2 separate regions of the Homo sapiens genome follow, and region 1 is linked to region 2. A link is a contact called in ENCODE Hi-C data. All regions are on one chromosome and are shown on one strand. Each heading gives the region's core, a stretch centred on a gene start or an enhancer-like site at or near the end of the contact. The rest is flanking DNA. Distances are from core to core; before and after follow the strand shown.

Region 1 (4,171 bases), core at 1,118-3,617, 220 kb after region 2:
CCATGGTAATATTCACTTCAGTGTTTTTCAGGAACTTGGCCAGCGCCTGTCTAGTTCAAACTAGCTGAGACCCCGATCCTTCACCCTAGACTGCCCAAGTGCCCAAGGGGTGGCCTTTTGAAGTCAGAGGGCCGACGACAACACCCTCAGATCATGCAAATGCCACCATTTTTGTTGCATGTGCCCTGTGAAGTGCCGTGAAGCCTGACTACCCTTGCTCAGGAGGAACCTGTCACTTCATTTTTTTCCCACTGCCAATCACCTGTCCCCATGATTTAGATCATCCCACTTCCCTTACCTGTAAATATCCTTAAGCCTTATCCTCAAGGGTCGGGTGGGGGTGGTTTTGAGAGCTGTTCTCCCACCTCCTCATGTATTGCCCTTGCAAATCTTTCTCTTTTGCAAAACCCATGTCATCATGATTTATTCACTGTGCAGAGGCAGAATGAACCTGGACCTAGCCAATCTTACTTAACAATTTTTGTATTTTCAGTAGAGGTGGGTTTTCACCATGTTGGCCAGGCTGGTCTTGAACTCCTGACCTCAAATAATCCATCCAGCTCAGCCTCCCAAAGTGCTGGGATTACAGGCGTATGCCACCGCGCCCAGCCCATTTGATGAGTTTTTACAAATGCATACACCTGTGTAATTCAAACCTCTAACAGGATATATAGACTTGCATTGGGGTTTTTAATGTTAAAACTTACAACAATACTTCAAATAATGTCTTCAAACACAAATCTTTGTACAGGTAATAATTAGACTCCTTTGGGTGACATATTTCAGAAAACAGCCCCAGCTAGCTTAAGCAAAGAGGGAGAGTGTAAAAAATATGACTCCATGGTACGGTGGCTCACACCTGTAATCCCAGCAATTTGAGAGGCTGAGGTGGGTGGATCATGAGGTCAGGAGTTCAAGATCAACCTGGCCAAGATGGTGAAACCCTGTCTCCACTAAAAATATAAAAATTAGTGCCAGGCACCTGTAATCCCAGCTACTCGGGAGGCTGAGGCAGCAGAGGTTGCAGTGAGCCAAGATCGCGCCACTGCACTCCAGCCTGGGTGAAAGAGAGAGACTCTATCTCAAAAAAAAAAAAAAAAAAAATATATATATATATATATATATATATGTGTATATATATATATATATGTATATATATATATGTATATATATGTGTATATATATATGTATATATATGTGTATATATATATGTATATATATATGTGTGTGTATATATATATATATGTGTGTGTATATATATATATATGTGTGTGTGTATATATATATATATATATATATATATGACCAGCAGAGGACCATGGCAGGAATGCAGCAGGGACTGGGACTAGGAGGCTGCCCGGGGAGTCCTGGAAGCTCCCTCTGTGTCCTCCATAGGGGTGCACCACTCACTTCTCCCCTCAGGACAACCTGCTGCTGCTGCAGAGAGAACAGTTGGACCACCTTCCAGCAATTGCACCTCTGGATCCAACACAGTGTTCGTGCCAAGGCCTTGCTCCCCCATCCAGCACACTCCACCCACAGGCTGCTGACTGAGCAGGGCAGGGATATAGAGCTGGCTGTGTCTGCCCCTCCATCCTGCAGCGAGGCTGGGAGCCTCCCCATTGGTCTGACCAAGAGTTGCCCAGAGCTATCCTGCAGTGTCAGGCTTGTTGTGTCTACTGAGGAAAGATGAGGTTCATACACATTTGGAAAGGAGAGCTTTATTTCTCATAAAGGGTTGCAACCTGCTGGGTGGTCATTCTGACAGGCTGGGAAACGTAGCCTCTGGCCAGAAGCCAGAAACAGACACTTCGAAGGTGGGGAGAATAAGACAGGGATTTACGCTGAATAGGGTGTCCAGATATACATATTCAACAGGTTATAGGAGCAGCAATGAATATTCACAAAGGGGAGGCAAGGGCATTCGTAGTAGGGTAACATGTATGTAACACGTGTCCCAGATTCACTTTGGGGTGGAGACTTAACATTTAAACATATTACAGTTAGGCCCTCTACATTAAAACGGGAAGCAGAGGACACGAAGGCCCTCTGGGTGCAGCTTCTGGAGACTGGCCAGAACCACTCTGTGGCCAGGGTTTTTTTTTTTTTTTATCAGGAGGGACTGCTTAGCGGTTGCTGTGTCAAGCTGCAAAAGGGGAGGGGCTGTGTTAGGCAGTTGGTTGGTACCAGCGTGAAGCAGTGGTTTCTGTTTAACCCTTAGAGAAGAAAGCCTAATGGTTAGGGGGGGAGGGGGCATAATGAGGCCTGTCCAACCTCCTGTTCCATCATGTCCGGGAACTCCATTTTTAAGGTTTCTCGGGGGTCCCCTAGGCCAAGAGGTGGTCCATTTGGTCAGTTGAGGGGCTTAGGATTTTATTTCTCTGGCTCTTTCCCTCTCTCTTTTTGTGGGTATTAGAGCCACACTGTGGTTTGAAGGCCCTTCCTGTTGCCTTCTGTTTCCTCCTTTGTTCTTCACAGGTGTTTCGCCAAATAGCTTTCTTGCACAGACTTGAACAACCCACCCTCTGCCTTGTCTCAGCCTCTCTGGGCACCTGCTTTGTCTCTGAAGGCCGGCACTGCTGTGGCACTGCTTGGTGAAAATGACCACCCTGGTTTCCAGCTTCACATGGTACAGTTCCAGCAGACTAAGAGCTGGTTCTTGCCCTGCCCTATGCTGCCATCTCAAGAGAGGGGGCAGGTCCTGTCCACGATGGTGGTCATGGGTCAGGGAACTGTTGCTTAATCTTCCCTGTGGATGGAGGAGGCTGTAGCCATCTGGGTTGGTGCCTCCAAATCTGTGGATGGAAGTGCAAACCTCTGGTTATCTCCTAAACAAAGGGAAGCTTCATTTTGAAGGCTTTCCATGTGTACCTTCAGTTTGTCCTTTAGAAATGCCCTGTTTCAGAGTCTCAGATAGCAGTGAGTGGGCATGCTCTTTCCCAGCCTTGCTAGCACTGCCCACAGTTTTATGACTCAGAATGGAATCTCATATTTGTTCAATTTTATTTCTTTTTAACTAATAGTGAAGTTGGATTTTTTTCATGTGTTTTGGCCATTTTTTTTTCTGTTATGAATTGTTTATGTCCTTTGCTGACTTTTTTGTTTGGGCGTTTGTCTTCCTTCCTTTCCTTCTTTCTTTCTTTCTCTCTCTTTCTCTCCTTCCTTCCTCTCTCTTTCTTTCTTTCATTCATTCTTTCTTTCTTTTTGTTCTTCTTTCTTCCTTTTCTTTCTTTCTTTTCTTTCCTTCCTTCCTTCTTTCATTGTTTCCTTCCTTCTTTCCTCCTCTTTTTCTTTCTTTCATTCTTTCTCTTCCTTTTTTCTTTTTGTTCTTTCTTCTTTCTTCCTTTTCTTTCTTTCTTTCCTTCCTTCTTTCTTTCTTTTCTTTCTTTCATTCTTTCCTTCCTTCCTTCCTCTTTCTTTCTCTTTCTCTTTCTCCTTCTCTTTCCCTCACTCCCTCCCTTCCTCGCTTCCTTCCTCGCTTCCTTCCTCTCTCCCTCCCTCTCTCTCTTTCTCTCTTTCTTTCTTTCTTTCTTTCTTTCTTTCTTTCTTTCTTTCTTTCTTTCTCTCTCTCTCTTTTTCTTTCTTTCTCTCTCTCTCTTTTTCTTTCTTTCTGCCTTTCTCCTTTTCTTCTCCCTTTCTCCCTTTCTCTTTCTTTTCTTTTCTTTTTCTTTTTTAAATTCTATGCTGCTTCTGGGTCAGGGTCTTACTTTATCACCCAGGCTAGAGTGCAGTGGTGCAATCATAACTCACTGCACCCTCGACCTCCTAGGCTCAAGTGATTCTCCCACCTCAGCCTCCAGAGCTGGAACTATAGGCATATGCCACCACACTCGGCTAATTTTTGAATTTTCTTTTTTTTGTAGAGATGGGGTCTCACTATGTTGGCCAGGCTTGTCTTGAACTTCTGGGCTCAAGTGATTCTCCCACCTCAGTCTCCCAAAGTGTTGGGATTACAGGGTGAGCCACCACACTTGACCCCTTTCCTATTGATTTGTTAAGATGATAACTTTATCATATATGTTGCATTTATTTTTTAGCTTTAAAATACCATTAGATATACATGCTGTCTTAGAGCCTGTCCTCTCCATTCCTGTGTGTCTCAGTCTATGCTGGAGCTGACCTAGCTTCAGATCAATAACCTTTGCTTATTTTATGATGTCCTTTATTAGAT
Region 2 (4,063 bases), core at 1,273-3,772:
AACTTTCTCCTGCACCGGTGTTGAGTCTCTAACACATAACTGCAGCCACCACTGATTGACACCAGGTGTGTTCCAGAAGCTGTGCTGGGGCTTCAGACCTTTTATTCCCTCCATTCCTCACAACCACCCTATAAATAGGTCACTACTATGCTTACCCCTGGTTAACAGTTAAGGAAACTGAGTCATGGAGAAGTCAAACAAATTGTTCTAAGTCATATGACTTATTCAAGGTCAACCAGTTAATGAAATAATAAAAAACATTTACAAAGTGCCTGCTGCTTGCAATTAGTGATCTCAGCTTGTCATGCATTAACTCAGTTAACCCCCACAACATCACAACATCCCCATGAGACAGGCACTATTTTGTATTTTTTATTTTTTTGAGACAGAGTCTCACTCTGTCACCCAGGCTGGAGTGCAGTGGTGTAATCTCGGCTCACTGCAACCTCCGCCTCCTGGGTTCAAGTGAGTCTCCTGCCTCAGCCTCCTGAGTAGCTGGGACTACAGGCATGCACCACCACGCCCAACTAATTTTTGTATTTTTAGTAGAGAAGGGGTTTCACCATGTTGGCCAGGCTGGTCTCGAACTCCTGACCTCAGATGATCCATGAGATGGGCACTATTATTACTATTCCTGTTGTACAGAGGAGGAATCAAGACACAGAGCCAGGAGTCTTGGTTAGTAAGCTGCTGAGCTTAAGGGTTTGCTCCTAACCACCATGCTACACTGCCTCCCTAGAATATGTAACCCGCATTCAGGACAGCCTGCCATGCTGAAACAGATTGGGAGGTGGTGGGTTTCCAATGAGCAGATAGATCTTCCATGATTTACAATGGGTTCCCTGGGAACACTAGTATATTGCAGTTCCCATGGAACTATATAAAAGGGGACTTAGAGTTGAAAGAGCTGGTGAAAGAGTCATCAGGGTATCAACAGCCTGGATTTGTCACTTACTGTCTGTGGGACCTTGGGTCCTTATGCCCTTAGTTTTCAAATCTTGGTAAATTGCAACTGATCATCTCCAAGGCCCCTTGCAGCTGCCACTGTGGATTCTAGGACTTGGCCACAACCAGGAGCCACCTTGGGAGCTCTATAGACTCTTGATGCCTAAGTCTCTCTCCCAGAGAGTCTGATTTAATTAGTGGGGGCTGGGGCTTGGGAATGGAAGGGAGGGTAAAAGCTCCCTGGGTGACTCTAACGTGCAGCCAGGTGAACTCTGCACCATACCATCACCTCTCAAACTAAAGTGTGACACCTGGGGACACTGCCAACGTGCAGATTCTGATGCCACATGTCTAGGTGGGGCGTAAGAGTCTGCATTTCCACCCAGCAGGTCCAAGGACCACACTAAGTAGCAAGGGCTACTCCAGTGCAGTGGTTCTCCAAGGGCATCAGCATCACCCACAGCATTAGCATCACCCCAGAACTTGTCAGAAAGGCACATTCTCAGGCACCACCCCAGTCCCACAGAATCAGAAACTCTGGGGGTAAGGCCCAGGCATCTGTGTTTTAGCTGAAGCATCACTGGCCTAGAGGGGCCAGGCCTCCTCCTGATGTAGCTGCTTCCTGTATTGATGATGATAATGGGGTGGTAATGACAGTAACTGAGTGCTGGCTGCTCCTGCCTGCCTAAGGGCATGAGGTTTACACGCTCATGGAAATTTTTTGTGCCCTGGGTTCCTCCTGCTTCCCCTCTGAGCAGACTATTTCAGGACAGAGCAGCAGAGACAGAGTCTCTTCACTCTCTTCTCTCGCTTTGTTCATGCTTCTGGTACTCAGAGGCACACGTGACCCTCGGTGTGGAGGCCGCCCTGGGCTGTAACTCAGGAGGCCTAATTCTTATCCCAGCCCCTCCACTATCAGCCAGGGGGAGCTCAGAGACACTACTTCTTCATGGGCCTTGTCCCCTCATCTGTAAAATGAGGGTTTGGACTAGATGATTTGGGGTCTCAACCAGACCAGACATCCTCTGACTCCATGATTCTACTAAACAAAGGCTCTTCAGACAGCCCTCTGTCAAACAGGAGCCCCCCATGACTTGAGCTGCCAGTCTCTGAAATGTCACTCAATTTCCAAAGTAGGGACACACAGGATGCAGACAGCGAGCAAAACAACTGCTCATCAAGGGATCGTGCCGTGCATCACTGGGCACAATTAGGCATCACTTTAACAAAGCTGTTTGTTGTAGTGCTTACAGAGCTGGCTGGCTCTAAAAGGCTTAAGACAAAAAGCAGCCGGACTTGCTCCCTCTTGACAAATCCCCTCCCCCAGGGACAACCACTTTCAGGTCTTTGGGGGTGTTTTACTCCCGATCTCTAGAGCAATGTTTCTGAGCCTGTTTCCTGTCTCATGCCCCTTATAGAGAAAAGGGCATGGGAGGAAGAGCTCACCGAGGACCACATACGTCCAGAAAGTCCCACCGCAATAGCACACACAGCTACTGGGCCCGGGAGGGTTGTCGGGAAGAGAAGGGCAGAAAGGCACTTCGGGAAGGCGCGTCTTCTGAGACGTGGGGAAACCACTCAACTTGAAAGTGCCAGTGGGTTTAGGGGGATTTTTTTCTTTCACTTCCTATTTCATGGACTTGTATATTGTGCAAGAGTTTTACAAGCACTTAATGACTTCTTACAAATATCTCCAGTTTAAAGAAAGGAACATCCCCAACATGCAGTGACCCTTGGGGTATGTTTTTCCTCAAACGCCCAAAAACCTGGATCAGTGGAGATGGGTGTTGATGGGGACATAGGGAACAGAGCTAAAGTCCTGCCAGGGCAAAGCTCACGGGAGCTGCTGGGGAGAGCAGCCGCACGCTCAGAGGGCTGTGTGGACACCCCTCTGACAAACGCACACACGAATCCTGCATCTCAGAGGTGCCTTCTCACGTCCTGCTGCAGAAGCCCCTGCCTCTCTAGGAAATAATGTGCTACAGAGAGTTGGCCTCAGAGAAGAAAGCTGAGCATGAGGCCCTCCAGCCAGTGGCTATCATACTCAGTCAGAATAACTTCTAACCACACAAGAGACCTAGAAAGCAATATCTTCTTCTCAGAATCCAAATTGAATCCTTTCTTGGGCCAACTCTTTCTTGCTGTGGGACCTCAGGCAAGTTACTTAACTCCAATCTCAGTTTCTTCTTCAGTAAAGTGAGGACAAGAGCTCTTTCAAAAACCTGTATGCAATCTGGGCATGGTGGCTCACGCCCGTAACCCAAGCACTTTGGGAGGCCAAGGTGGGAGGATCACTTAAGTTCAAGAGTTCAAGACCATCCTGGGCAACACAGTAAAACCCTGGTTCTATAAAAAATACAAAAAGTAGCTGGGTGTGGTAGTGCATGCCTGTAGTCCCAGCTAGCTACTTGGGAGGCTGTGGTGGGAGGATCGCTTGAGCTTGGGAGGCAGAGGTTGCAGTGAGCCAAGATCATGCCACTGCACCCCAGCCTGGGCAACAGAGCCAGACCTTTTGAGACTTTGTCTCAAAAAAATAAAAACAAATAAATAAAGTTTTAAAACCTGTATGTAGTGCTGGGCAGAGTAGCTCACACCTGTAATCCCAGCACTTTGGGAGGCCGAGGCGGGCAGATCACGAGGTTAGGAGTTTGAGACCAGCCTGGCCAATATGGTGAAACCCCGTCTCTACTAAAAATACAAAAATTAGCAGGGTGTGGTGGCAGGTGCCTGTAGTCACAGCTACTCAGGAGGCTGAGGCAGAAGAATTGCTTGAACCCAGGAGGCGGAGGTTGCAGTGAGCCAAGATCGCGCCACTGCACTCCAGCCTGGGCAACAGAATGAGACTCCACCTCAAAACAAAACAAAACAAAAAACAAAGCAAAACAAAAAAAAACACCTGTATATAAATGTTCACAGCAGCATTTTCACAATAGTTGAAAAGTGGAGACAATCCAAATGTCCATCAGCTGATGAACAGATAAAGGACATGTCATATATCCATTCAATGGAATATTATTCAGCCATAAAAAGGAATGAAATCCTGACATGGGCTGCAACATGAATGAACCTTGAAAACATTTTGCTATGTGAAGGAAGCCAGTCACAAAAGGACAAATGT

The links. A loop is a pair of places that touch in the nucleus more often than their neighbours do. Pooled maps may share reads with other maps.
Region 1: a pooled map shows a loop between it and region 2 (13-fold over the local background). The contact joins two enhancer-like sites. A Hi-C loop is called at or near these places in 2 of 37 single-sample maps with no recorded cell type and 4 of 50 pooled maps.

Annotation. Positions count from the first base shown.
Region 1 is chr10:70,574,049-70,578,219 of GRCh38, forward strand. No RefSeq gene overlaps it. Among named protein-coding and RNA genes, the nearest start is that of PRF1, 27 kb to the right of the region's middle. RefSeq lists an enhancer at 2,295-2,424. Within about 2 kb of position 2,368, at least 13 of the 41 ENCODE cell types and tissues checked have a DNase peak (open chromatin) inside an H3K27ac peak, as active enhancers do.
Region 2 is chr10:70,353,054-70,357,116 of GRCh38, forward strand. All of the region lies in intron 2 of LRRC20 (leucine rich repeat containing 20), which reads right to left. Among named protein-coding and RNA genes, the nearest start is that of LRRC20, 28 kb to the right of the region's middle. RefSeq lists enhancers at 2,293-2,392, 2,613-2,822. Within about 2 kb of position 2,523, at least 7 of the 41 ENCODE cell types and tissues checked have a DNase peak (open chromatin) inside an H3K27ac peak, as active enhancers do.